Linked DNA regions of Homo sapiens: region 2 is linked to region 1. Evidence: read pairs that join two places in POLR2A ChIA-PET (ENCODE). Cell type or tissue: GM12878. All regions are shown on one strand. Each heading gives the region's core, and the rest is flanking DNA. Links, peaks and the distances in the headings are about the cores only. Region 1 overlaps BASP1 (brain abundant membrane attached signal protein 1). Region 2 has its middle 46 kb from the start of LINC02111.

What was found. Peaks named below come from ENCODE experiments on the same cell type or tissue, not always from the same donor. Only the 100,000 strongest peaks of a DNase experiment are listed, where the experiment ranks them.
Region 2: POLR2A ChIA-PET joins it to region 1 with 6 read pairs; 8 of 35 experiments call an interaction of 5 or more read pairs at or near these places.

What each region holds. Positions count from the first base shown.
Region 1 is chr5:17,222,592-17,237,911 of GRCh38, reverse strand. The region is part of intron 1 of BASP1 (brain abundant membrane attached signal protein 1); the gene reads right to left. Among named protein-coding and RNA genes, the nearest start is that of BASP1, 13 kb to the right of the region's middle. RefSeq lists enhancers at 8,632-8,711, 9,832-10,332. In GM12878, for the core only: no CTCF peak of the experiment used is centred there; DNase peaks (open chromatin) are centred at 8,871 and 12,781; H3K4me3 peaks cover 2,478 bases; H3K27ac peaks cover 4,753 bases.
Region 2 is chr5:17,333,953-17,349,272 of GRCh38, reverse strand. It overlaps the pseudogene RN7SKP133. Among named protein-coding and RNA genes, the nearest start is that of LINC02111, 46 kb to the left of the region's middle. RefSeq lists an enhancer at 5,219-5,513. In GM12878, for the core only: no CTCF peak of the experiment used is centred there; a DNase peak (open chromatin) is centred at 5,362.

The sequences.
Region 1 (15,320 bases), core at 5,688-13,687:
GGGCCGGACACAGTGGCTCATGCCTGTAATCCCAGCACTTTGGGAGGCCGACGTGGGTGGATCACTTGAGGTGAGGAATTCAAGACAAGCCTGGCCAACATGGTGAAACACTGTCTCTACTAAAAATTCAAAAATTAGCCAGGCATGGTGGTGCATGCCTGTAGTCCCAGCTACTCGGGAGGTGGAGGCAGGAGATTCACTTGAACCCAAGAGGTGGAGGTTACAGTGAGCCACTGCACTACAGCCTGAGTGGCAGAGCGAGACTCCATCACGGAAAAAAAAAAAAAAAAGCAATGTCAGGGGACACTCACCTAGCAAGAACCAGATTATAGAACCTGTTTAAGCATCTTATTTCCAGAGACCTGTAATGTGTGCAAGCTCAACTATAGATTTAGGCAATTTTCTTTCTTCAAAATGAGCCATACCGAAGTCACTAATGTTAAGAACAGGTTCTCAGTCTGTGCTTTAATCCAGAAAAGCATTCTGGGTGAGCTCAGTGAGAGTTCTTTGGGTCCTTCATTAGATAGCCTTATCACCTTTCTTTCTTTTTTTTGTTTTGTTTTGTTTTGAGACGGAGTCTCGCTGTGTCGCCCAGGCTGGAGTGCAGTGGTGCGATCTCGGCTCACTGCAAGCTCCGCCTCCCGGGTTCACGCCATTCTCCTGCCTCAGCCTCCCAAGTAGCTGGGACTACAGGCGCCCACCACCACGCCCAGCTAATTTTTTGTATTTTTAGTAGAGACAGGTTTTCACGTGTTAGCCAGGATGGTCTGGATCTCCTAACCTCGTGATCCGCCCACCTCGACCTCCCAAAGTGCTGCAATTACAGGCGTGAGCCACCATGCCCAGCCACCTTATCACCTTTCTTTACAATACCTCCATCAAGAATTCTTGGTTGTTTACTACCCGGTGGGCTGGTAGATTTCATTAGCTTTCAAAGTATACAGAAAAATCTCAGCTTTTGAAAATTCCAGAGGAATGACACAGTAGCGCAAGCAGCTTTTTAAATATACAGAATTTTGTTTTATTTACATCGACTGCCTATTAAGAATTTTTTTCTGAAGATTAGAAGATACCAAGAAAAGTACTAAAAACATTTTTTTCCCTTAAGATATGGGTCTAGTTAAGAGTGCATTGCTCACCATATTTGAACCACTCAGCTTTCAGATATCAGGGTCTTCATATCTTTAATTCCTATTATTAAAATATTTCTGGGTTTTTATTTCCAACAATAACATGAAAAATAAACTCTTAGGACCTGCTCTCAGGATATATTCAGTAGCCATCTAACTACACAGGAGAGGATATGAACAAACAGTGAACATTTTATCAATCAGGAAACTAGCTCTCGGCCGAGCGCGGTGGCTCACGCCTGTAATCCCAGCACTTTGGGAGGCAGAGGCAGGCGGATCACCTAAGGTCAGGAGTTTGAGACCAGCCTGACCAACAAGGCGAAACCCCGTCTCTACTAAAAATACAAAAAATTAGCCAGGCATGGTGGCAGGTGCCTGTAATCCCAGCTACTCCAGAGGCTGAGGCAGGAGAATTGCTTGAACCCGGGAGGCAGAGGCCACAGTGAGCCGAGATCACGCCATTACACTCCAGCCTGGGCAACAAGAGTGAAACTCCATCCCAAAAAAAAGAAAAGAAACTCGCTCTCTGGATAACCTGCCCAAGATCCCTACAAATGTAAATACTGGTTTAAATACGTGTAATAAGAAATCATTTTTGCTTTTCTCCCCCAAGGTAGAATAGTCTTAAAGACTAAACGCAAGGGTGGGGGTGTCCAATCTTTTGGCTTCCCTGGGCCACACTGGAAGAATTGTCTTGGGCCACACATAAAATACGCTAACAATAGCTAATGAGCTAAAAAAGAAAAAAAAAAGTCTCATGTTTTAAGAAAGTTTGCAAACTGGTGTTGGGCCACATTCAAAGCAGTCCTGGGCAGAGAACTGGACAAGCTTGGACTAAAGCAGTGATTCATAAAGAGCAATTACTCTGGGCCAAGTAGTGTCTGAAGGTCTAGGAAAACAAAAATCAGGCAGAGTTCCTACATCCAAGGAATCTCCCTGTGGGGTCATGGGAAACAATCATCAATTTCAGATGGTGGTTAGTATAAATCAAGCTGGAGGATGAAGGCTGGAGGAATGATAAAATACTAGTTACCAATCCTGTCTTTCATTTGTTGACAGATTTCATTTTAAAAAACATCATGGTCAAGAGTCCCAGCTACCTTGGTAAGCTATTTGCAACTCAGGAGTCAAGAGAAAGGAGCACTTTTGAGCAAAAGTAACGTCGACATCTGAATAGGGATGTAAGGAAATGTAATTCATATGAAAAAACATAAAGAGCAGGCCAGGCGTGGTGGCTCACGCCTGTAATCCTAGCACTTTGGGAGGCCGAGGTGGGCTGATCATGAGGTCATGAGATCGAGACCATCCTGGCTAACACGGTGAAACCCCGTCTCTACTAAAAATACAAAAAAAATTAGCCCGGCCTGGTGGCGGGCACCTGTAATCCCAGCTACTCGGGAGGCTGAGGCAGGAGAATGGCGTGAACCTGGGAGATGAAGCTTTCAGTGAGCCAAGATCGCACCACTGCACTCCAGCCTGGGTGACAGAGTGAGACTCAGTCTCAAAAAAAAAAAAAAGAAAAACATAAATAGCAGACGGGAGCAACAGCAATTCTTCCTGTTTCTCAAGCTGAGTGGCCCATCTTAATGCAGTTAGCCTGTCAGGTGAGAGCCCCAGCAGAAGACACTTCCCCAAGGAGTCTGACAGTAACTACAAACACTGTGTTCAAGAGCTAAAGCATATTCTTACTGTGTTTTAAGAACTAGCTACTCTTGGAAATCTTTTCCTTCAGTTTCTAATCCCCAAATGCCTGCTTTTTAATGGAAATTTAAGATGTGTAAATCTCTTTTCTATCTAGTGATTAAGACCTTTAAACTAAATGTAATCGATGCTGAATTCTTCCATATTCTCTACAGTGATATTCACATAAAACTCTTTAAATAATAGCCAATTGAATATCTCACTGGAATATCTCACATGGCTTAGTCAGGCAAAAGAGGTGGATCTAGGGACAGATTGAAGAAAAAGAATATAATTGATCGGAGTAGTAAACTTAATGACTATCTGCTGTTTATATCTCTACCCCATGTATCTACGGACCAACATTTGCTTCGCTGTAATTACTGATTTCCTTGTTTGCCTTCACCCACTGTAAGCTACTTAAAGGAGATGCGTCTCCCAACTCCATCAATAAACAAACATCAATTCTGCAATATTTTAGTGTGGTTTGTATGTTCCCACGTCACATTCACATGGTAGAAAAACCTCATGTCAGCTGTTCATTTGTATACAAAAAAACAAGTTTGCAACATATTCTTGGCATTTTGAAATCACTTGAACCACTTTTAGGAAGTTTTATCTGAGAACTACATGAACAAATGCCACTGATGTTTCATTTAAAGAACAAATTCATCACAAAAGCAATTATTTGTACCTTTTAACTATATAATTTTTTTTTTTACTTACGGCTTCAAATGTGTAAGTGTATATCTTGCTCATCCAATCCAATAACATATTTATAGAGCAGGAATAGAATAATCTTCATACAGTTGAAGTATGATGTGTGCCTACAATAGCAGAAGACTGAGATACACACAGACATTTCCTGAAGTCGAGAAATGGTAGACTCTAAACATCTACCAATCACTCCTTGGGCTTGTTTGTATTTTCCAGTATTGTTTTTTGTTTGTTTTGTTTGTTTGTTTGTTTTTGAGACTGAGTCTCACTCTGTCGTGCAGGCTGGAGTGCAGTGGCGCGATCTCAACTCACTACAACCTCCACCTCCTGGGTTGAAGCAATTCTACTGCCTCAGCCTCCCCAGTAGCTGAGACAACAGGCGTGTGCCACCACGCCCAGCTAATTTTTTTGTATTTTTAGTAGAGATGGGGTTTCACTATGTTAGCCAGGCTGGTATAGAACTCCTGAACTCAGGCAATCTGTCCGCCTCGGCCTCCCAAAGTGCTGGCATTACAGGCGTGAGCCACTGCGCCCGGCCTGTATTTTCCAGTTTTGAAACCAAAATGACACCATCACCATCACTAGCAAATCATATCAGAATGTTGAAAAAAAAAAAACAAAGAAAAGAAAATATCATCTACTTGGAAACACACATCAAAAGGCGTATCAGTCACCTAATTACTCATCTGTGTCATAAATTGCTCCTCAACCATCGATACCATGTCATTCCAGCTAAGTACACAACCCACAAGATGAGCCAAGGCTTCCAAACAAAACATACAGTAGGTCTGTGAGAAACCAGGAGGCAGTATGGTGCACTAGAGACTCGAAACATTAAGATAAAAAATTAATTGCAAACTGCCCTTCCCATTCTACTACCTGATTTAAATAACACTGACATGGCCTTCTGGACTAGATGACCCACAGCCAGCTCCTTCAGATCTTACCCAGGGAGTATCAGCTGTATGTTAGGGGAGGAACACAAAGAAGGGGAAGGAGATATAGGAGTTTCAGCTGAAGAGGATGCCACTGGCCAATTCATGAGCTGAATTCATTTAAAATGAGACAATCTTCAGACCAAGTATTGATTTAATAAAGTGCCAAGTGTTTATGGCATAGATTATAGAGATGGTATGAGAATATCTTATATTTCAACCCAGCTCACAGGTATAGACAATAAAGACGCCTACCATCACCTCAACTACAACTATAGTTTTAATATGCAAACCAGAAGCCTATGAAAATAAAAATTTTGCAAATAAAGGATCAACATCCAGAAATGTTTTGGAATGAGTAAATTGTATTGCTAGAACTAGACATGCTTACTGGAATCTTGCATTATTATTTAACTACAGATTACTTTAGAAATCAATTTCATACCATTGTGAAAAGCTACAAACTTTTTTATTTAATAAGAATTCCATCAATAAGAATCAGCAAAAGAAAACTAGACATTGATCTGATGAGAGATCTCAAGATGGACACAAAAATATTTCTAATAATCCTAGTTAAAACTAAGTCCGATGGCTGTCTCATGTCTCAGAAATGAGACAGCAGAAGGTGAATGTTGACCATCTAAGAGGTATGTGACATGGAAGAGGAGGGGGAGTAAATCACAAATGATGTCTTAGTTGTGCCCCACCTCCTCCTCCAAAAAAAAAAGAAAAAGAAAAATCCACGGTGATGTTTGCCAAAGGTTCGTTACAAGCTGGTTCCTGGATGTGAAAGTAAAGGACAGCGTTCTGAAATGTGCCTTATTTGCACAGCATGATGTCACATGACCATGAAACATGCCCTTCCACGTATCCAGCCCTTTACTGGACCACAGGTTCGGTTAGGTGCTAGAAACTGACATCCAAAGATGAACAAAGCAAGGTCCTAACCTCGTAGAACTCACGATGCAGAGTAAGTAGTCACAGCGCAGAATTAGAGCTAAATTCGTTTTTACTTCATTAGGTTTATAATTGACTAATGTGTAAAGATTTCAAGCCACCTGCTTTTCTAGGGACCTGATGTTCGCAGCTTCACAAAGGCTGTTACTAAAATGCATTCAGTTAAGTTGTTCAATAATGATTGATCCAAAGCAGACCAAAAGCATTCAATAACCTGGAAGGACAGACGAGGAGTGTAACCACAATCATCCTCAGCTTTCACTCATCGTGTTGTGTTTCTGAAAGGTTCCCACAATGTAATACTATTTGTCTCCCTCAAATAATACACAGCTTCATTTTTCATTTCGGACTCTACCTTGGGAGGACACTCAGATGCATGAGCCATCAGTACTCATTACTTGTAATGTCTCAGGGCTTTAGAACAACTACTGCTAAGGTTATTGCCTGGAAACAGAATAATTACTGTAATTGGAGTTCATCAGCTATTCATCTTCATAGTAAGCACAACTGATGAGGTGAAATTTTGGCCCATTTATGGAAGTCATCTCAGCTGCCAAAGGCGATGTTCAGAAGACACGTGCTCTCCATGAACATAATGTACTGTAGACAACCTTCAACACTGAACAGACATGGGGTGCTTGGTATGGATCAGAAATTGTTATAGGGCACTGTTATGGGTCCACAAAACAGACACATCCCTGCCTCCTGGATGTTTTAATCTAGAGGAGCAGAGACGTTACATAATCTCATCAATTCTGGCAAATGCAGGGACAAAAATGCCCAGTGCCAGGAGGTGTGGGAACATCTTTGCAAGAGTGACATTTAAGCTGAGATCTGAACTAGGAGTAACTTCAACAGTGGGGAAAAGAATATTCCAGGCAGAAAAAGCAGTAGGCATGAGCTTGGAGCCCTGGGAGACCTGGGAGCCTGTTGGTATGGCTGAAGAGGGTGGGTGAGAGAGTGTGTAGGAACGGAGGTAAGAGACGAAAATAGAAGGTGAACATGCTGAGAGCCGGTGTTTTATTCCAGGTTTAATGGAGAGTTAGGCCTAAAATCTTAAGCAGAGGAATGTCATGCTTGGATTTAGGAGAGTATTAGGGCAGTGATCCAGGAGAGAATAGAAGCTTCCACTAGATTAATGGCTTCAAGTAGAGGGAAATGGACATATGTGAGTTTCACTACCCAGGAAGGAGGCCATATGGGGAATTCCAGGAGACAAGCCTAGTTTTCTGGCATGATTGGAAGAAGGTGCTATCTACCAGGAAAGTGAGTGCTAAAGGTCCTCACTGACATTGCATTGAAAATAGACACTGCATAAATTTTAAGAGTTAAAATTTTTAAATTCTACAATAACTTACATCCTATGTTTTATGTAGAAAACAATTCAGTGAAAGTTGTTATAAAAGACATTAAACAGCATCGTTTCAATTATTTTTAAGACCAGTGGTTTGTTTATCTAGTGTAGTAAAATTAAATTGTTAATTCTCAATTTCACTGGGGATTCATGAGGCAATATTTGTATTGCCAGAGTTAACGTAATGTGACCTTAAATTTGAGCCAGGAAAGCAATAACTGAATTACTTGACAGGGTACGCCTAAAAGTCGTAAACTGTTTTAAAAAGACCCTCTCGGGCTGGGCGCAGTGGCCTGTAATCCCAGCACTTTGGGAGGCCAAGGCGGGTGGATCATTTGAGGTCAGGAGTTGGAGACCAGCCTGGCCAACATGACGAAACCCCATCTCCCCTAAAACAAAAGACAAAAATTAGCCAGGCATGGTGGCACACACCTGTAATCCCACCTACTTGGGAGGCTGAGGCAGGAGAATCGCTTGAACTCGGGAGGCGGAGGTTGCAGTGAGATGAGATCACACCACTGCAGCCTGCATCACAGAGCGAGCCCCTGTCTCAAAAAATAAAATAAAATGAAATAATAATAAAAAGGACCCTCTCAAAAGGGTTAAGTGTAGACTTACCCACACCCACACTTGTTGAGAATGCCCCTCAAAAGAATCCCTGTAAGTATCACTACTTGTTTTATTGCTTGGAAAGGCCCCAAAATTCATTAGCCTTGGTTTCTATAGTCATGGAGGATTTCCATGATTCCCGACACACACTTCCCTTTCCTCGGTGTCCCACTGATTCATAAACTTTCTGTCAAAACCCCCACCACTCTTCCTGCACTTGCTTCTATTCAAGCCCCTGCCTTCTGTCTTCAACCCCAAGTCTCTATCCAGTAAAATCTGTTCCACCGTTAAGAGTCTGTCTAATGAATCCCTAAAAGAAAGCACAGATGCTAGAATAGGATTTTAAAGTGGCCTAGGCATCTGGTCAACTCTTCTGTCTAGAACAAGAAGGGCTCTCTACCATTGCCACTCTGGGTAGGAGATTTTAAAATGAGCTTCCCCAGGATCATTCCATTCTGATTTAGAAAACTCAAGTCTGGGCCAGGTGCGGTAGCTCATGCCTGTAATCCCAGCACTTTGGAGTTCAAGACCAGCCTGGCCAAGATGGTGAAACCCTATCTCTACTAAAAATACAAAAAAATTAGCTGGGCGTGGTGGCACACGCCTATAATCCCAGCTACTTGGGAGGCTGAGGCAGAGAACTGCTTGAACCCGGGAGGCAGAGGTTGCAGTGAGCCAAGATAGTGCCACTGCACTCCAGCCTGGGTGACAGAGCAAGACTCCATCAAAAAAAAAAAAAAAAAAACCCAATCCTACCAACATGTTGATCTTGGACTTCCAGCCTGCAGAACTATGAAAAAATATATTTTTGTTAAGTTATCCCATCTGTTATTTTGTTATGGCAGCCTGAGTAGACACAGGAGGAGAGCATTGGTGCCTCTCCAACTTGTGTTAATGCGGGTGCATCTTCCCAGCCTCTCCCAGACTTCCCTTCCTCTTCTCCTGCTCTGGGCTTTCGTCCCCTGAACACAAAGTGAGGAGGGAACAGAGGGGCTCAGAAACAATAGGTCATTGACTGCTGACCTAGAACAATGCAGTTTTGCTTCCTGTATTGTACTTACCAAAAATTCTGCCCACATAAGGGGAATTTGAACACTTCTTGGAGCAGAAACCAAGGGCTTTCTTTCCCCTCCCCTCAGCCAGGAGCAAGGCTGCACAATTACTATGCTCAAACGTCCCCAAGTACAGCCATTTCTTCCTTTTCGGAAGGGTTTTCAAACCTTATTTAACAAGACATGCCACTGCTCACAGGTGCCTTTTCCTCTCTCAAGCCTGGAACTGTGTAATTAGCTAGGGAAGTAGTTAAATGTGTTATCAGAATCAGATTTAAGTGGAAATGTGTCCCCAGCCAGTTAAACCTCACACTAACCACAGTGCACGTTAGTGTCCTCAAACATTTGATTCTATCTGTGGATGCTTTCTCTACCTGGTAAACTATGCAAACAACTGCTAACAGGTCAGGGCTTGCTGGTTTGCCACGCTGTGTGATATCCTAAGAGTTTTGTTTTTTTTTTAATAGGTATACATCTCTGAATTCTCACCCCCTTCCAACAGGAAGCACACTCAACTCAAAACTGGCTTGGGTTTCTTCCACTCCCCTTAGAAACAGCAGTAACATTTTTTGCAGCATTACATCATTCTGGACTTCTTTGCCCTTTTTCTGAGATTCCTGGCTAGCTCACTGAAGAAAAGACAAAGAATCCCGCTTTAGTCGTATGCTTAGCCAATGCGGATCAATACAGAAATGAGACTCACAGGTAGGAACTACGGATCTAAAGAAAGCAAGTTAAAGGAATAGTGTTTGTACGTGTGTCCCAATCTGCCAACTGGTCCCTCTATCCATCACTTCCTTCTCCCCTTAACGTGGCAGTATTTGTTGCTGGAAACAAGGATATGGTCAAAGAATACATTGCTAGTCACAGCATTAAATTTCAACAAGGTGATTTGATTTAAGCAAGAAGGGCTAATTAACACGGGTTTGGGGTGAGGTGGAGAGATATGAAGCTTGTTGGCTTTTAAATTCACTTCTTTGTTAAATTCACTTTTAAGTTAAATTCCCTGCATTTAAGAGTTAGTTAAGTTAAACATAACAACTTAGAAATATTCATAGGACTCCTTTCCCATTAAGAATTCATTTCATTTAACACTACAGTTCTTACCGTAGTGGAACCATGTTACCATTCCATTGGATAGTTACCTCTCTCTGCATTGTGGTCAGTTGAGTTCTCTTACGATGACCCCCTGTACCTGTCCACCCAGAAAACTTTGGTACAGATGAAATCAAAGCCCAGGCTCTCTGTCTGGATGGCAGAAATAAATCCAGTTACAATAGAAAAGTAGAGGTGAATGGAATAAGCCACTTATGTCCTGTTTTTGTCTCTTCTACCAATGAAAGGATAACCAAACCTTCAATGAGACTTTCCATCAGTCAATCATCGGGTCAGATGAGGAAAACTAGTAACATGCAGCTGTGAGTCAGAAAAAGAAACACATACCTGGGAAGCATTATCAATCTTGTCTTAACAACCTTCTGGAGAACATTGGTACAAACACTTGTTACTATCTGCCTGAAAACCAAACATTTGAAAATTCTGGAACCAGGTTTCTAAAGTCCAGTTGGGTGAGCCTTGGGAAATATGAGCTTGGGTTCTCAACAACAGATCACCAGGGCTACTGAGCAAAACCCAGTGCCACAATAAACCTCCTGTCAATAGGGTGGCATTCACCCTGTTTACCTGAGGTTGGGTGATTATGAGAAGCCTTTGGAGGCACTGTCATCACCAATTGTTAATCGAGATTCTTTCTTCCTTAGAAAAATGAGTTATTGGCCGGGCATGGTGGCTCACGCCTGTAATCCCAGCACTTTGGGAGGCCAAGGAGAGCAGATCACTTGAGGTTAGGAGTTTGTGACCAGCCTGGCCAATATAGTGAAACCCCATCTCTACTAAAAAATACAAAAAAATTAGCCGGGCATAGTGGCGGCACCTGTAGGCCCAGCTACTTTGGAGGCTGGGGCAAAAGAATTGCTTGAACCTGGGAGGCGGAGGTTGCAGTGAGCCGAGATCGTGCCACTGCACTCCAGCCTGGGCGACACGGCGAGACTCTGTCAAAAAAAATATTGTATATATATATATATATAAAAATTAGTCAAGCTTGGTGGCGTACACCTGTAGTCCCAGCTACTAGGGAGGCTGAGGCACGAGAATTGCTTGAACCCAGGAGGCAGAGGTTGTGGTGAGCAGAAATTGCGCCACTGCACTCCAGCCTGGGCGACAGAGTGAGACTGTCTAAAAAGAAAAAAGGACGGGTGCGGTGGCTCACACCTGTAATCCTAGCACTTTGGGAGGCCAAGACAGGTGGATCACGAAGTCAGGAGTTCAAGACCAGCCTGACCAACATGGTGAAACCTTGTCTCTACTAAAAATACGAAAAAATTAGCTGGGCATGGTGGCGGGTGCCAGTAATCCCAGCTACTCGGGAGGCTGAGGCAGGAGAATCGCTTGAACCCAGGAGGCTGAGGTTGCAGTGAGCTGAGATTGCGCCACTGCACTCCAGCCTGGGCGACAGAGCAAAACGAAAAAAAGAAAAAAAAAAAAAAGAAAAATGAGTTATTCAGAGAAGATTCCAGGACACTTTATCTAATCACAGTAATAATGGCTATAGTAAATACCCAGGTGATCATCTAACCTCACCCTGCCTTCTGGGTGCATTGCAGAATTAAGGAGTGGGAAGTCACTCCAGAACTCTCTGCCTGTCCATCTAAAGTCAATCTGATTTCTCTACATTTTCCTTTTCTCCAATCATCTTACACCTAAGGCAAATACAGACACTGTGATCCTCTAATGAAATAGCTGAGAACATTAGTAAGGGTTAAAGACAGCAAATATTCCTACAGCCTCTACAGTTTCCAAGGCAAGCTCAGAGAAGGACAGGAGACCATCCTATGAAGACCCAATAACTCCGAGGAAACCTTTCTTCTCTGTCTCTTTAAGAAACAGCTAGTTCTCTCTGTCAGTGGATACTGTTTTCCCCCTTTTGATACACTATTTCCCCCATTAGATCTTGTTACTATTTACCTTGGTTATTGTATTAGTCTACGTGGTAATGGTGTTTTGAATAGACTGTCAAAGGAAAAATGAAGTGGGTCTTTTCAAAGTCACTTTGCCATGCAATTCAGGAAATTTGTAATTTAGAAAGCTCAACCAGGAAAAGTTTTTATCTAACAGCTATTTCTTCATAAACTTAAAAAAGAAGTATTTTTCTCTAATAGAACCACAGCTTTTCTTTAAAAAGACAAAGAAGTTTTAATTTTGGTTTATTTTAGGAATATATCCATTTCTGAATCTACGTAAGTGTAATAATTAAAAGCATTATGAAAATAAAAGTTACCTATTAATTGTGGGTTTCTCTGGAAAATGTAAATTCAAACCTGCTCTTATTGACCTCAATATGTCATTTTAAATGTGAAATTAAAATTGTGTCTCATCAAAAACTAAACTTATCACAGATTATCCAAACACAAATGCACACAGTTTACATTTACCAACATCAGTTTCAAACATCCCAATAGTATGCTTTAGAAAGTGTTTTAGCATCTTAAGCACTTATGTTCCATATTTTAAGGACTACTTCAGAATCTAACAGATTTTTTAAATCCTCTAAATCACCCCAAATACTATAAATGGTAATTTTAAATAAAAAAGATTAAACATCCCGTTGTATGCAGCTCTCAAACCAATAAGCCAGATAACGCTAGAAATCGGCATAAAAGCTCTCCATCCACCACCTGCCACGACAACGTGCACACTGGATCTGCCAAGAGGGCCCCGAGCATTTCAGGGGTGGGTGGGATGCCTGACTGCTCCGCTTGCTCTATAGCCCCCAAATAAGTCTAAAGCCAGCTGGCGTTCTTTTCAAACACATACCCACCATCGCCAGCTTCCCAGCCCCCAACCACTGTGCATTTTGGGAGAAAAACAAGGATTTAACTTAAATTTTAGAAAAACTAAAGTTTAGTTTTATGAAGAAAGTTATTTCAGTGCATGCCATATACTTTTTGGCATATAAAGGAAACCACGTGCACATAATGTAAGAAGCAGAAAGGAGTAAGTTGAGGGGAAGATGGCCTGTGGATGAAGTGGCAGCAGGTAGTGACTGCACCGTCCCCCTGGGGCATGTGTGGTGTATTAAAAGGCCGAAGAGGTCTCCTCTGGGGGAGATCATGAGACGGATATAGGATCCAGACTGGTTTTTTTTTTAATGGTTCTAGGGTACAAAAAAAAATGGTAGAAAAAAAAGTTTTACGTTGCAGACAGTGAGTAAGAGTGACTCAATTAGACATTCTCTGCTTCTCTCTCAGAAGAGAGGGGCAGCAGGAGTGAGGCTTTATGGGGAAATAACCTGGGTTTCCACGCAGCCCATAAGCAGCTCGTGGGACTCTGAGCAACCCACTAACTTCTCTAAGATTATTTTGAGTTCCAAAATGAGTGTTTAGTCATGAGCTTTTAAACCTTCTGCTCCAAGGAAAGTACTTACAAAGGACTGAGGTTTCGATAGTGGTTAAAAGCAGCCACTGGCTTTCTGTAAGTGGATCCTGCGTGGACGCGGAACAAAACAGATTGACCAATTTAGGCAGGACTTGGTTTATTTCTAATCAGGCAACACTAACTACACAGTGGCAGACGGTCTGCTAGAGCCTGGTCCATATCTCAGAGCAAAATTGCAGATAAGTAAGACATTTGGGGTTATGACTTCCATCTGCAATGTCCAAGGAGAAACGTGAAAGTATCAACCAAATCCACATTTATAGTCCTCAGTAAGAGCAACCACAATCATCATACTAGAAAGGAATGACTTAAGGTATTAGTCTCCATTCACTATGACAAGAAGCACCTCTAATCTACAAGCAATTTAACGTAATACTGATGAAATATTAGAAGTATACACTGGATCTCTTCCATAAATAATTTTTCATTGAAGAAGTTAGTATCGCTCTCTCTAAATTAATACTGAAGATGTCAATATGTGAAAAGGCTACCCATTTTATTCAAGAGCCCCCCTTCCCCTTTTTTCCCCCCCTGAAGAGTCCATATTACCTAAGATAAAATGGCCAAGGCTTAGGAGAAGTACAGTGTAGCTCCATCTACACGGATTGAAATCCTAGGAAACTTTTTAAAAGACATAACCACTATATCTAAAATCCCCTTCCTTACAGTGAACACCTGACAGATAGAGTAAAATATATGACTTCCCTCCAGAATCCGTAAGATACAAAAACCTGTTTAAGGAAGCTGTTAAACAACAATTTACCCAAAATGAGAGTGAATTCACCTTTGCTCAACAACAAAGTGTCCAGAAGGACAAAAGCAAATCCTTGGGCATATCCCTGAAGTAAATGTCTGAAATGTTAAGACCAGTTCCAGAATTGATCCACCCCAAATAGCTGAAATTCCAAAGACTTTTTTGTTTTGTTGTTCAGAGTTCCTGATTTCTAAGGTCCCCACGGGGATAATTCCTTCCAAAGATTTGTCAATAGATCACAACATCTTTACATTCCTACATAATACAACTTTCAGTTTTACTCCAGGTATGGAGGCGGTGGGCATCTGATGCCTGTTTGGCAGGGGCAGGGTGGAGGTAGTGGGAATAATATGGAATGTAAAATACCTAAGTTGGCTTATCAACCTTAGTACTAATGACTTAGACTTCTTTCAAATGCTAATGATACATCTGATTCAAGACACAACAAAGCTAAGGATTTTCAGGAATCTGAATGAGTTACATCTACACCCAAGGTCATACAGCTAATCAGGGTGAGTCCAGGTCTCAACATATCAAAGCAGTAATCCTGTCTCTGAAGTTCCAAGGACTTTCATTTTTTTCCTTCAATTAAAAAAAGTACAAATTCAGTATGGAGGCTGGGTTGTATTAACCTACCCACTTTTGAAACTTAGTCCACATGAACTACTGACGTATTTAGCGTATTCTTAACCACACCTGGAGGAGTTTTCTAAACCGCAGACTTCTATATTCTACCTACTGAGCAAGGCACCACCATTGGCCTGTCTTGCAATAATGGTCTCTTTGAAACAAACATATGAGTAGCTATAGATGAAGGATGCAGTAAAGAAAACTGATATTCACACTCCTTTAAAAAGATGCACTGAATATAAGGAGGCATTGTCCTAAGTGCATGACAATTTTGTTTAATACTTACAGTAACCATGTATCACAATTCCCATTTTCTAAATAAAATTGAGGCACAGAGAAGGTAAGCAATTTACCAAAGATCATACAACCAGTAAATGGCTGAGAGAAGATTCGAACCTGGTGCTGTGGCTCCAAAGTCCATCCCCACCATGCCTAACCCTCCAAATCATGCTTTCTAAATATTATACTCCCTACACAATGTACAAATTGCTGAAATATCTACTTCAAACAGAAGTTCAAAACACAAACCAATGAAGTCCAGTCCTGCCTCCTTCAAAACGAACCAAAAAAAAAAAGAGTTTATAAAATGCTTAAGTGATAAGGGGAAAATATTGTGTAAATGCTTTGCTTTCTCCACTGCACACCATTTTCCTATATTATCCTGAAGTGTTTCCTTATGCCCTGGGCCCCTGTGGTGCTTGCAGATGGTTTCTATTTCTAAATCTCTAAAGCTTTCAGGAATGTATTCCTAGACTTCCAAGCCTGCTCAATCACCACCTCTCAGCACTGACGGCCTTGTTGAGTCAAAAAATCTCAGCTTTCCCTATTTTTGTTCAAAAATGTACTGAGTATGGAAAGTCTGTAAAACATTAAGAAATAATTTTTTATGTTATTTAAATCCTTAGGGTGCAGAAGAAAAACACACTATTTCATTCTCTCTGCCTCCCATTTCATCCCATTTCTGACTTCTAGAGGGAAAAGGAGAATGCTGTTTTAATCACACTGCTT
Region 2 (15,320 bases), core at 3,655-11,654, 110 kb before region 1:
CCACAGAAAAATCAGCTAAATTAAGAGCCAGAATATAAGGCCTGGAAATCCTGAAATATGGAATCACAAACAATTTTGCCCCTCTCAGAATACTCAGAGAGAGAGAGAGAGCACCAAGGCTCATATCATCAGAAACATCTTCCAGCACCTATGATTCCAACAGGAATTGATTTGTTAGTCAATGTGCAAAGATAAAGTCATTATCTTCTTATTACTAACAAAGCCCTAAATAAGCTACTAATTTAGAACTGGTGAAGTATCCAGGTGAGGAACTGAGAAGTAAAGATTTTCTTTCTAGATTCCAGAGAACAGGATGAGGTTTTTATTGTTGTTCTTGTTTTGAGTTTTTTTGAGACAAAGTCTCGCTCTGTCGCTCAGGCTGGAGTGCAATGGCATGATCTTGGCTCACTGCAACCTCCGCCTCCCAGGCTCAAGCGATTCTCCTGCCTCAGCCTCCCAAGTAGCTAGGATTACAGGTGTGTGCCACCACCCCTGCTAATTTTTTGTATTTTTAGTAGAGACGGGGTTTCACCGTGTTGGCCAGGCTGGTCTCGAACTCCTGACCTAAAATGATACACCCACCTCGGCCTCCCAAAGTGTTGGGATTACAGACGTGAGCCACCATGCCCAACAAGGGTGAGTTTTTAAATGAGGCATGTGTGCTTTATTTCCTTGATTAAGGACCCAGCGTGATGCCCTTTAACATTGATCTGCACCTGTGGCTTTGTCTTGCCTGTGCCAACCAACTCAGATGGTCCTTACTGATAAGTTACATTATTCAGGGCTGGTAGTTACAAAAAACAGTAGATTGGTTATTTAAGCAGAAAAGAGGTTTCATAAAGGGTAACAAGTAACTCTCAGAATCTCCTGATTGATCAGAGAATGGGTTTATAGGCAGTGTGACGAGGAACAAAACCTGAGTTTCACCAACCTACTGCCCACAAGCCACTGACATTGTCCCAGAGCAAGGGCCCTGGCAAGCAGCTCACGTCTCTGAGGCCTCATGCTTTCCACTTCTGCTCTCAGCCATGAGCATCCCAAACAAGCTGGCATGAATGCTGTGTGCCAGGCCCCTGCTTCTTTTGCTTGCTCTAAGTTAAAGCCTACCACAAGTGCACCTCATCTATTCAGTCTGGGTCACATGCTTTGTTTAGTTGCAAAGGATACCGCCATGCTTGGCCACATTGAAGCCAAAGTCAAAAGGGAAAATCTGTAATGCTGTCTTTGTTTTAAAATGTTAACCAACATAGATTTTTTGAATTTTTTGAAATATTGCATTAAAATTTTATTTATCTTAGGCTGGGTACAGTGGCTTAGGCCTGTAATCCCAGCACTTTGGGAGGCAAAGGCAGGCAGATCACCTGAGGTCAGGAGTTTGAGACCAGCCTGGCCAACACGGTGCAATCCCATCTCTACCAAAAATACAAAAATTAACTGTGTGTGATGGCATGTGCCTGTAATCCCAGCTCCTCAGCAGGCTGAGGTATGAGAATCACTTGAATCCAGGAGGCAGAGGTTGCAGTGAGCCGAGATGGTGCCACTGCACTCCACCTTGGGTGACAGAGCAAGACTCTGTCTCAAAAAAAAAAAAAAAGTTACTTATCTTGATTACTGCATTTTTTGGCGCCCCCTTAAGTTTGTCCCGTGAGGTGAGTGCCTCACTCATGCTGACCATAGCCCATGCAAAGGAGGCTGGGAAAGTGAGTTTCTGGGTATGAAATTGAATGGGGGATGTGGTACACAGAAAACAGCCCCCAAAGAGATGCATGTCCTGACCCCGGAAATTGGTAATATACTACCTTACATGGCAAAGAGGAGTTTGCAGATGTGACTGAGGAACTTGAGGTGGGAAAATTAGCTTGGATTATCCAGGTGTGCCTTGTCTAATCACAGGGGTTCCTTATGGGAGGAAGGCAGGTGGGGGAGAGGAGGAGAGGTGACAGAGAAGCAAAGGGCAGAGAGATCGGAAGACTCTATGCTACTAGCTTTGAAGATAAACACGGCCATGACCTAAGGAATACAGGCAGTTTCTAGAAGCTGAAAAAAGCAAAGAGACCAATTCTAGAGCCTCCAGAAAGAATGCAGCCTGCTGTCACCTTGACTTTATCCCAGAGAGACCTGTTCGGACTTCTGATCACCAAAACTCTAAGATACTAAGTTTGTGCTTTTTAAGCCACTAAGACTAAACATAGTTGTGGAATTCTCCAGATACCTTAAGAGTGTTCAAAATGTATCAGGCAGTCAGAAAGAATGACAATTGCACAACAACTGATGATTTTAAATGTTCTATTTATATTTTCATCCTTTCACTCAAACTACACTATGACATGCTTTTGTGGTTCTTATAATCAAGCTACAAACAAAACAGCATTTGTCAAGTGAAATGACACGTTCTCTGCTTAGCCTCTAACCATCAATTCACCAAGTGTGAATTAATTGCATCATTTTGTGAGCATATGTTCAATATTCTTACGTTATTTTCACTTGTTAGAGTACAGGAGTCTTCTATACTTTGCAAACAAACATTCAAGACCAAAACCCAGACCCCAAGACTTAGTTTCCACTCAACAACAACAACAGCTAAAAAATGGCAGAGTAGTTCCTCTCATGCCTCTTTATTAGAAAACAGCGACTTTATGTTTTTCTCTTTTTTTTTTTTTTGAGACAGAGTCTCGCCCTGTCACCTAGGCTGGAGTGCAGTGGTGCGATCTCAGCTCACTACAACCTCTGCTTCCCGAGTTCAAGCGATTCTCTTGCCTCAGCCTCCCAAGTAGCTGGGATTACAGGCCCCTGCCATCACGGCCTGGTAATTTTTGTATTTTTAGTAGAGACAGGGTTTCACCATGTTGCCCAGGCTGGTTACAAATTCCTGACCTCAAATGATCCACCTGCCTCAGCTTCCCAAAATGCTGGGATTACAGGCATAAGCCACTGTGCCTGGCCATGTTTTTCTTTAAAATGGTTCTAACAGCCGGGCATAGTGGCTCATGCCTGTAATCCCAGCAGTTTGGGAGGCCGAGGCGGGCCAATCACCTGAGGTCAGGAGTTCGAGACCAGCCTGACTAACATGGAGAAACCCCATCTCTACTAAAAATACAAAATTAGCCTGGCGTGGTGGCATATGCCTATAGTCCCAGCTACTCAGGAGGCTGAGGCAGGAGAATCACTTGAATCTGGGAGGCGGAGGTTGTGGTGAGCCAAGATGGCACCATTGCACTCCAGCCTGGGCAAAAAGAGTGAGATTCTGTCTCAAAAAAAAAAAAATGTTCTAACCTAATATCTAACCTAATAGAATGTGAGTCTCCTTCCTAGAATAAAAATAATAACGACATAGCCTACTTTATCTGTTTATTGAGTATTCACTTTTCCCTGAAAAGCTAAAACACTCTGACATAATCAGAAATAGGTTTTTTGTTTCTTGAGAGCTTGTTTGGAGGTTCTAGCAGGGGAGCGCAGCTACTCATATGCCCTTGACCAAAGACCAGTCCTCCTCTATCAGGGATGGTCATCCTCTTTGACTGAGCACGCAGCTTCGGGAGGGACGCAGGTGGAGTGGTAACAGAGGAAGGGGACACCCGCCTAGCCAGCCAGATCAGCAGAATCAACTCTAGCGATCGATGGGGTGACAGATGTCACAGCCAGATCGCCCTCACACCCAGTTTTTTGTTTCTTAGAAAAATTTTAGTAGATAATTTTCATAGATAAAAGATGGTCTCTAACGTAAGTACAAATCATATTCCAAAACTGCACTTGTTGGTCAGTCATACGGAACTCAAAAATCTTTTTAATCATGGTAATATTATGATTGTTCACACGTGGTGATCACTGTAATTGTATCGTGATAACATAGAGGAAGTGTTGTCTTTGTAGAAGTTGGTGCATGAATTCCATCTCAATGAGGGATCAGGTTTGTCTAGAAGATAATTTCAAGAGCCCATAGCAGGGTGTCCCCCAAAGGAGGCAGCAATTTGCAATGAAAAAGAAAGCTGAGAGAAGTGAAGTTGGTTTCAGGACTGGGTGAGGAAAAGAGCCTCTGGATGGCCAGTGAGAGTGAACTCAGGAAAAAACAGACACCTTCTGAAGTCAACATTTTCAATAAGTTTAATAGTGCTCACTAATGCCTTTGGTGTGAGTGGGTTTTTTTGTAGTGTGTCAGGAGAATAAGAACAAAGGGGGTAGGCATAAAGCCTGGCAAAGACAAAAACAGATTATATGTAGAAATCACCACATGTATTAGTTCATTCTCACATTGCTATAAAGAAACACCTGAGACTAGGTAATTTATAAAGAAAAGAGCCGGGCACAGTGGCTCACGCCTGTAATCCCAGCACTTTGGGAGGCCAAGGCAAGTGGATCACAAGGTCAGGAGTTTGCGACCAGCCTGGCCAACATGGTGAAACCCTGTCCCTACTAAAAATACAAAAAATTAACTGGGCGTGACCTGTAATCCCAGCTACTTGGGAGGCTGAGGCAGGAGAATTGCTTAAACCCAGGTGGTGGAGGTTGCAGTGAGCCAAGGTTGTGCCACTGCACTCCAGCCAGGGTGACAGAGCAAGACTACATCTCAAAAATAAAGTAAAATAAATAAATAAAAGAGGTTTAATTGAATCATGGCTCTGCAGGCTGTACAAGAAGCATGATGCATCTGCTTAGCTTCTGGGGTGGCCTCAGGAAATTTACAATCATGGCGGAAGGCGAAGGAGGAGCCAGCACTTCACATGGCCAGAGCAGGAGGAAGAGATAGAGGGGGGAGGTACCACACACTTATAAACAGCCACATCACACAAGAAGTCACTTACTATTGCAAGGACAGCACCAAGGTTGATGCTAAACCATTGATGAGAAACCACTCCCATAATTCAATCATCTCCCACAAGGCCCCACTTCCAATATTGAGGATTACACCTCAACATGAGATTTGTAACACACACCCAAACTATATCACCATAGTTGGGTTACATTCTATTATAATCATATTTAGTAAAAACAAATGAGAGCTTCCGTTTGTGGCTCCAAGTCTCAGGAGAAATCTGCTACTCATCCTTGAGACCTGAGCTGTTAGTCGTGCAGTGAGATGGTTAATCTCCAACTATTCCTTTGTTTGTGGAATCTCAGATAAAGAACCCCCCCACCTCCAGAAAACAACGAAAAAGAATACAACCCTAAGGCAGAGTCGCTTTACTAGAAAAGACTCTTGAAGACAGACACACATGCATGCCCACACACAGACACATACATAGCACCTTTTCAGGATATCACTCTGAACTGTTTGTCTGGACAATTCCAGACAATGTAATGCAAAATGGTGGCCCCTAGAAGTGTGCAAAGAGGTGGCTGTGAAGTGAAGAAAAAATCATTTTCCCTGGGGAAACTGTGAGTCATCATGAATGTGAAAGTAAACAAAACTTGAGAACTGCTACGTCCTCAGTCTTCAGGCAAGAAAACACCACAAGGCTGCAAGGCTTTCTGAGAGCTGGGCCACATCTAAGCCATATGTGTGCTCACGGCTCCCACACTGTGTGTGGCACATCCCATCAACAAATCTTGTTAATTTTACCTTCAAACCTTATCCCCAATGCATCTGCTTCTCTCCTTTTCTATTACTACCAACAAATCCAAGTCACCATCATCTTACACCTAGACCATGACTTCCGAAACCATTTGATCACACATACATCAATAAAACATATATAATGTGTGTGTGTGTAAATTTATGTACATATTTTTTTCTTTTGGGAGAGAGAGAGAGAGAGGATCTCACTCTGTCACCCAGACTAGAGTGCAGTGGTACAATCCCTGCAGCCCCAACCTCCTGGGTTCAAGCGATCCTCCCACCTCAGCCTCCAGAGTAGCTGAGACCACAGGCATGAGCCACCACACCCTCATTATTATTATTATTATTATTATTATTATTATTTTGTACAAATGAGATCTCACTATGTTGCCTAGGCTGATCTTGAACCCCTGGGCTCAAGCTATCCTCCCACCTTGGCCTCCCAAAGCATGGGGATTATAGGTGTGAGCTGCCACACCCCACCAATAAATTATTTTTGAGCACATACAATTCACCATTAGATATTCGGATTTATTTATGAATAATAGATACACTATAGTATCCACATATTATGTACATTGTAAAATGTAAATAGAATGTTTTAAAGAAAAGGTTTGAATATATATCACTATGGTCTGAAAGTTTGTGTCCCCACAACAATTAAAATTTCTGTTGAAGCCTAACCCCCAATGTGATGATACTTCTTTTTCTTTTTCTTTTTTTTTTTTTTTGAGACAGAGTCTCTCTCTGTCGCCAGGCTGGAGCGCAGTGGCACGATCCCGGCTCACTGCAACCTCCGCCTCCCCGGTTCAAGTGATTCTCCTGCCTCAGCCTCCCAAGCAGCTAGGTTTACAGGCATGTGCCACCACGCCCAGCTAATTTTTTTTGTATTTTTAGTAGAGACAGGGTTCACCATGTTGACCAGGATGATCTCGATCTCCTGACCTTGTGATTCACTGGCCTCGGCCTCCCAAAGTGCCGGGATTACAGGCATGAGCCACCGTGCCCGGCATGATGATACTTCTTAAGAGGTGGGACTTTGGGGAGCTGATTATAGGTTATAAGGGTGTAGCAGTCATGAATGCGATTAGTGCCCTGATACAAGAAACCCCAGAGAGCTGCCTCACCTCTTCCATCGGGTGAGGACACAGCAAGGAGACCCATCTAGAAATCAGGAAACAAGTCCTCAGCAGACACACAACCTGCCAGCACCTTGATCTTGGACTCCAGCCTCCAGAACTGTGGGAAATAAATGTCTGATGTTTACAAGCTACTCAGTTTATGGCATTTGGTTATCACAGCCCAAATGGACTAAGACGTGTCTGTGTGTGTCTTTGCGTGTCTGTGTATAAATGTATATACACACACAAGTGTGTATTTTCTTCCTCCATACTGTGAGATTTTTCCACAAACTCTCTATACTACGTATATCCTGGCCCTAGCCTACTATTTAATATAATTCCCTCTTAATTGATCTCCCTATCTCCACTCTTATTTCCTTTTTTTTTTTTTTTTTTTGGGGAGACAGAGTCTTGCTCTGTTGCCCAGGCTGCAACATCCGCCTCCCAGGTTCAAACAATTCTCTGGCCTCAGCCTTCCTAGTAGCTTGGATTATGGGTGTGCACCACCACACCCAGCTAATTTTTGCATTTTAGTAGAGATGGGGTTTCACCATGTTGGCCAGTGTGGTCTCAAACTCCTAACCTCAGGTGACCTGCCTGCCTCGGCCTCCCAAAGTGGTGGGATTACAGGCGTGAGCCACCACACCCAGCCCACTCTTATTTCCTATAATCAATTTTCCACAAAGAAAATTTAAATTAGACCCTGCCATTTCTCTGCTTAAAACTCTCCAGTGGCTTTTCATCGCACTCAAATCTAAACTCCTTCCCCCAGCCTACAAACTCATCCATGGTCTAGGCCCTGCCCACTTCTCTGAGCCACTGTCTGAGCCCCTCCCTCCAAACTCTGTCACACAGAACCTTCTTTGTATTCTTCCAACATACTGACTTTATTCCCACCTTGGGGCCTTTGGACCAAGTCTTCTCTCTGCTCTGAATGCACTACCCTGGGTCTTCACAGGTCTAATTCCTTCTGGCCATGCAGACGTCATATCAATGGCTTCCCCTAAAGAGAGTATCTCTAGCCCTCTCAATTCAGGCAATGACCCAGCCAGGCTCTTAACTGTATCTGCTGTTCATTTGTGTGTTCATGTTCACATGTGTTTGTATATTTGGATATTGCCATATAAGAAGAGACAAAATCTACTGCATTAACTGTGATACTTAGCTTATAGTCGGCCCTAAATAAATATTTGCCAAATAAATGAATTAATCAAGTAATTCATTAATAGAACTTTGATAAACTATTTATTTGAAGTCAGTTGAATTAAGCATGGAACAGTTTTGTTAAGCCTATTTTTACTTAATTCCTTCTCCCAGGCAACCTCTGGGGGGAAAAAATAGGCGACTTTATAGAAATAGCCTGGCAAGGGCTCAGATTTCTTTGAAACACCTACAAGCAAGGGAGTTTGAGGCTAACAAGAGAATCACAGGTTTCCAAGAATAAATGTCCTTTTAAAAATAGGCAATCTGCCATGCTTTGTAACAGGGCTTCAAAACCCCATGACCAAGCCCTTTCTAGGAAACCTCAGTGATGTGCATCTCATTCAACAGGCTCTAATTGGCTATGTTCTTAAAGGGCCTTAAAATAAATAACATGCCTTATCTGATTTGAATTATAGCCAAACCTTGTCATTTGAAGGCGATAAGGCTCTAGTGAAAGATATCACATTGGGAAAGGAATGTTGAACTTTTCTCTGTTCCTGAACTTGAGAAGGAAAAAAGTTAACTTGTATGCTCCTATCTAATAGAATTAAGCTGTGAGAGAACTAACCTTATGGAATGCAAATATCCAGACACATTATTAAAATAAATAGTCAAAGTCATAAGTATTCTACAAGAGTCCAATGTCTGGCTCTCCATTGTTACTTTGCAGACAGAATTCCCATTCAAACGTATTAATTATATGTAGCATGAAGCAGAATGAGAATTTAATATCATAATCAGCTCTAGGTAAAATTGGGTATTAGGAATTTGATGTCCATGTCCCTAATCTTATTCACACACACACACACACACAGACACACACACACACACACATGCAGATGACCGTGCACATGACTCACCCAATTAAAAAAAAATCCAAGAAAGCACTTGATGTGATTTATTAACATTCTAATATAAACCAGTGTCTTAAATCTTTCAGAAATATTTCTATCTCTTTTTAACCTTAAAATAAAATATTTTGTCTCTGACTGAGGCATTTTGATATTGAGCATGGAGTTGAGAGCATTATTTTCCGGTGGGGGTCCGTGGGGCAGGGTCTCCTTCTGTTGCCCAGGCTGCAGTACAGTGGCACGAACATGACTCACTACCGAAGGGCATTATTTTAGAGTTAGAAACCTATGTCTTTCCTAAAATTACACCATTTGACTAGCTAGATACACACTTACTCTAATGTGTCACTTTGGAAAACAGGAATTCTGCCCTCATCATCCAGTTGGATGGAACCCTTAACAGACACATGGACTCGAAGACTTGAGAACTTCTACCTGCCTTCTGGAAGCACCAACACACCCACACCCTCATCCACCTTGTTTTGACTAACAGCTCAGGTAACACAGCTGAGTTCAGTATCAATTTCCTAATTATTCATCCTGACTGTACTTCAGTGAAAACAAAGACATTTCTACCCCACTTGCTTTCTCACATTTTCCTCTGAAAGAAAGCTCCTGTCAGAAACTATTATGACTTGTTAGAAATCCTGTGCATTTCAGTAAGCTCCATGCTACTCAGAACACAGCCTAGGAAGGGTTTCTTATGCAAAGAACTGGCATCCTAATGACGCAGCACAGAGACAGCCAGTAGACCCAACTAAATCAAGACAAGTGGAAAAGAACTGAAGTTCGAAATGGGAATGGAGGCTGGGCGTGGTGGCTCACATCTGTAATCCCAGCACTTTGGGAGGCCAAGGTGGGTGGATCACCTGAGTTTGGGAGTTCAAGACCAGCCTGGCCAACATGGTGTAACCCCGTCTACCAAAAATATAAAAAATTAGCCAGGTGTGGTGGCACGCACCTGTAATGCCAGCTACTCTGGAGGCTGAGGCAGGAGAATCATTTGAACCCAGGAGGCAGAGGTTGCAGTGAGCTGAGATCGCCCCACTGTACTCCAGCCTAGGTGAAAGAGCGAGACTCCATCTCAAAAAAAAAAAAAAGAAAGGAAGGAAGGAAGGAAGGAAGGAAGAAAGAAAGAAAGAAAGAAAGAAAGAAAGAAAGAAAGAAAGAAAGAAAGAAAAAGAAAGAAGGAAAGAAAGAAAATGGAATGGAAATGATACATAGCCTCACACAACCTGCAGGCTCACCCACACTCTGACTGCCTCCCCTGTTACACAGTGCAGTTGTGCAAGCAGGATCTTCCATTTAGGATTGTTTCAGACCTACAGATGAGTTTCTTAAGCTTCCTGCCCCCTGTCTCCAGATCACTGCCATCTCTTTAGTAAGAAACTGCGTTTTATTTTGGGTTTTGTAATTCCAGCACCTCCACAGTATCTGTCACAGGGTTGACACCTAATGAGCTTGGACAACGCCATGGAGACACACTGATGGGTCCAGGAATCAGGCTGGACCAATCAGAGCCCTCCCCTTAAACTTTAAAATTTGGAACTACACACAATCATTACCTTCCATACTGCACAGCTGTAAGACATAGACCAAGAGCTGCCAGAAGCCTCGTTGGCTGCCATGTGAAAGAAGCCAGTTGGAGTGCATGAGGCCAATCAATACAGAGAGAGCAACAGGAATGAAGATGGACGGAAAGAGTCCCGGTGGGATTTGTGCCTTGTGTCCAGCTGTGCCCACACCCCTGCCCTTCCCTGAGCCACGCAAGGCTTCCAGGAAATGACCCTCTTTGCCTAAGCTATGGTTGAGTTGAATTTGTATAGTTCCACGAGAAATGGTATTCTCCATACCCTAGTGTCTGTACTGTTTTCTCAAACACATCCTAAAGATCCTGAGGGGAAAAAGTTCTCCTATTGTTTCAGTGAACTCTATGGAACCCACTGTTGCATTTAGTGCACAAAAGGCACTCAGGCAATGCATTGTTGCTTTCTTGAAAATGTACTTAGTGTCTCTCCCATTTCATGTTCAAACAAGACGGATGAAAGAAGTATCTGGATGGATACGGAGCTGGTTTAGACACCCTAACTGGGGTGATGGTGCCTGTGCTGGCCAGCCCTCAAGGCAGTCCCCAAGGAACTCAGCCTCCTGATACTTTCAGAGTCCTTTTTATAGTCCCCTTCTACTCTGTACCAGGAGTGGACTTTGATACTTTGGTCTCTGTGACAAATAGTAAATGGCAGCAGTAATGTACTGCCACTTCTGATATTCGGTTATAGACCATTGAGGCTCCCAGCTTGGCTCTCTCCAGCTCTTCAGCCTTCTCTCTAGGACACCACTGGCTCTGGGGAAAGCAGCTCCCACCTTGTGAGCTGCCCTGTGGAGAAGCCTATCATGCAAGGAACTCCAATCCCCTCTGACAGCAGCCAGTGAGGAACTGGGGCCTGCTGACAACCACATGAGTGAACTTGGATGTGAATCCTTCAGCCCCTGTCAAGTCTTGAGATGGCTGCAGCCCCAGCCGACATCTCAACTGTAACCTCAGGAAACATAGTAAGCCAGAACCACCCAGCCAAGCCACGCCCAGATTCCCGACCCTTGGAAATTGTGAAATCAGAACGGTAATTAATAACTAATAAAGTTCCTAATATTCTATAAATAAGTCATGGGTCTATAGGCGTCCAAGATGGCAGTGCAGCATCTAGGTATTTCATGGCCTCAGTAGTCAGGCTTAATACTGGAGGCCAGAAAGTGAAAAACAAAATAACAACAACCAATGAATATGAGTTTGATGGGAGCCAGAGATCTTGGAGATGCATGCAGATGGAAAGAAATCTCGATGTCATTTTTTCCATGAGCTAAACAAGGTTTTTGGCACCAAGAACTCAATGCTGAAGTGAGAAGAAGCCCTCTGTGATCTCACTAGTTCAAACTGCAAGTACCTAATACACAAAAGGGAGTGAGCAACTGGAGTCTTAGGAGAATGCCTCTTCCTGGGATGAAAATGGCTTGCCCTGGACTCCACTGACCTCCTATTGAGTATGTAATTCTGTGTCTACCAGAAACCACAGGAGAGAGTTACAAAATATAATCAGTGTGTCATTCGCTGCTATGGCAGGGGCTGGAGACTTGAGGCTATTCTGTAAAATTTGTTCAGAAATTTACATTTGCTACTGTCTAGCATTGTATACCCTCCAAAGACTACAACCCCCCATGTCCTGAGCATAGACATTTTCCTGCCATCAGTTTATTGACACTCCTTTTTGTGTTTTCCAGACTTGGATTGTCTGTTTTTTCTTTCATGACTTATTCAAGTACTACTGATTCTCTTTGACTCAGTTTACCCATCTTGCTATCCATGAAATTTTGACCAGCTTTTTAGTCTACATTAGTCATTCTATCTGCTGGAAACTTAAAGCACTGATATGGTTTGGCTCTGTGTCCCCACCCAAATCTCACCTTGAATTGTGACTCCCACATTCCCACGTGTCATGAGAGGAACCCAGTGGGAGGTGATTGAATTATGGGGGCAGGTCTTTCCTGTGCTGTTCTCATGATAGTGAATGAGTCTCATGAGATCTGATGGTTTTACAAACAGGAGTCTCCCTGCACAAGCTCTGTTTGCCTGCTGCCATCCATGTAAGAAGTGACTTGCTCTTTCTTGCCTTCTGCCATGATCATGAGGCTTCCCCAGCCACGTGGAACTGTAAGTCCATTAAACCTCTTTCTTTTGTAAATTGCCCAATCTCAGGTAAGTCTTTATCAGCAACATGAAAACCGACTAATACAAGCACTTACAGTGTAAACCACAGAATTGGGTACTTGGTTAGATATTGGATGATTGACTTTTCCTCCAAAATGTCTTGCCTTCTCTCAAGACTGTAAGGATGCAGTGGCTCATGCCTGTAATCCAAACACTTTTGGAGGCTGAAGCAGGCAGATCACTTGAGCCCAGGAGTTTGAGACCAGCCTGGGAAACATAGCAAGACCCTGTCTCTACTAAAAATAAATACAAATTACAGGTGGTACTCACCTGCAGTCCTAGCTACTCAGGAGACTGAAGCAAGAGGATCACTTGAACCCAGGAGGTTTTGGCTACAGTGAGCAGAGATCATGCCATTACATTCCAGCCTAGGCAACAGAGAGCAATACCCTGTCCCTTCCCACCATCCCCCCACCAAAAAAAAGGACTGTAACATACAGTTCTTTGACAGTGTCAAGGTCAATGGTTTCCAAATCCAAGCACCTGTTAAATCCTATTGTTAACTTGCAAGACAGGTTTTATCTATTTCTGTATCTCTAGCTCCCAGGAGTGGGCCTGGCTGAGAGGAAAGGCTTCTAAGCACACCACTTGACAACCATTGATTTGCCTGCTGTCATTAGAGATTAGTTTTCAAGTTCTGTAGCTGCCCTGTCTTACTGAGGGTAGTCACTAGTATCACCAAAGATTTTGCTATTATCCTTTCACTCTGACGGTTGTTCTTATCAGGTTTTTTGTTTTTTGTTTTTGCCTCAAAATCGTGTTTGATGTCTTTTAAAAATATCCTTTAAAAAAATACAGATTTCAAGTTGTTCCCGTGTCAGATTTATTGACTCAGAATTTGGGGGAGTACAGCCCATGAGAATGCCAAGTTAGGAAACTCCCCAGACAGTTGCTAAGCCTCTAAGCCTGCCCAGCTCCACAGAAGCATGTTGGGCACATCATTAAATGCTCAAGAAGCATTTTTTGATAAACTGAATTGATTCTTCTAATCTGTCTCATTTGTCTCGCTTGGAAGTGATGGTAGATACTACAGAAACAGGAAAACAGCATAGATCTAACCAACTGGAACTCTGTATAAAATTGATTCATTCATTGCATAGAATTAAAACATTTATACATCCAAGGTAGAGAAATGAGTAGATATGTGATAAAGCAAGTATAGTAAAATGTTAGTGGTACAATTTAGGTGGTAGGTATATGGGTGTTGACTTAAAATTCTTTCAAATTCATAGTATGTTTTGAATTTTTTACAACATAACATTGAAATAAAATGAAAACAAAATCCATATACATCCAGAACATTCAACCAACCTAAATCTGTTCTCCCTGGATTATTCTCTTCCTTCCTTTCCTTCTTCCCTTCTTTCGTTTTTCATTATCACTCTTGATTGTGGTCACTAAAAAATAATCTTAAAAGAAGAAGCACTTATCATCAAAAATATATTTCTTGGACCTGAGCTTATTTGGGTATTTTACAATTAAAACATTTTAATCTTGGAAAACATCAACTCTGACACTTGGGCTACAAATGCTGCTTTAGATGCTTTTATTGAAACAGTCAATCTACATGAGATAATTTGATACTAAAGAGTGAAAATTATTTTTAAGTATTTTGATGGCTTCAATGAAAAATGTGACCAAAGTAAAGAATATGTAAATTACTCTAGTTGTTCCATAATATTTCAGCATCATCACACCCCCAAAAAATGATAAACTGTGACAACAGTAGATGTGATTTAATAGATAATTACATTTAATATAATATAAGTACTTATCTATCAATCCAAGGCTGAATATTTTCTTCTGCCAGGTCAATGAGTATGTCTCATGGGCTTAAAATGGACAGTGCAAAGAATGAGCAGTCTATAAAAGCAGGTTTTACACTGCATGATACCAGGTAAATGCTGCATGATAGCTGTTTGGCTTGAAGTGCTGTTTTAAAAGCTGGGAGAGAAGGTATAAAGGGGTTCCCTGTGAAGAGTTTGGCATATGCCCATGGCCTTCTACTATTTTGATTACATTCATGTTTGATATGGTTTGGCTGTGTCCCCACCCAAATCTCATCTTGAATTATAGCTCCCATAATTCCCACATGTTGTGGGAGGGACCTGGTGGGAGATAACTGAATCATTGGTGCAGTTTCCCCCATACTGTTCTTGTGATAGTGAGTAAGTCTCACGATATCAGATGGCTTTATAAGGGGCTTCCCCTTTCACTTCTCTCTCATTATCTCTTGCCTGCCACCATGTAAAATGTGCCTTTCACCTACCACCATGATTGTGAGGCCTCCCCAGTCATGTTGAACTGTGAGTCCATTAAACCTCTTTTCCTTTACAAATTACCCAATTTCAGGTATGTCTTTATCAGCACCATGGAAACGGACTAATACAATGTTAAAGAACATATTATGACTGTATCAGGCAGAGTTCTTCAGAGAAACAGAGCTAATAAGGTATGTATAGATATATAGAAAGAGATTGAGCATGAGGGATTGGCTCACATGATTATGGAGGCTGAGAAGGCCTGTGATCTGCCCTCTGCAAGCAGGATGCCCAGGAAAACTGGAGGTGTCATTCCAGGATAAACTCAAAGGCCTGAGAACCAGAGATGCCAACGGTTTAAATCCCAGTCCAAGTCTGAAGACCTGAGAATGTGGGGGTGGGCCAATGGTGGAAATCCTGGTCAAGTCTGAAAGTGCAGGAATCAAGAGCACCAATGCCCAAGGGCAGGAGAAGATGGATGTCCCAGCTCAAGAAGAGTGAATTCACCCTGCTGAAAAATTCTTAACAGGGAGGTGGTTAGACTGAGGTAGTTCTAGTGTCTACCTA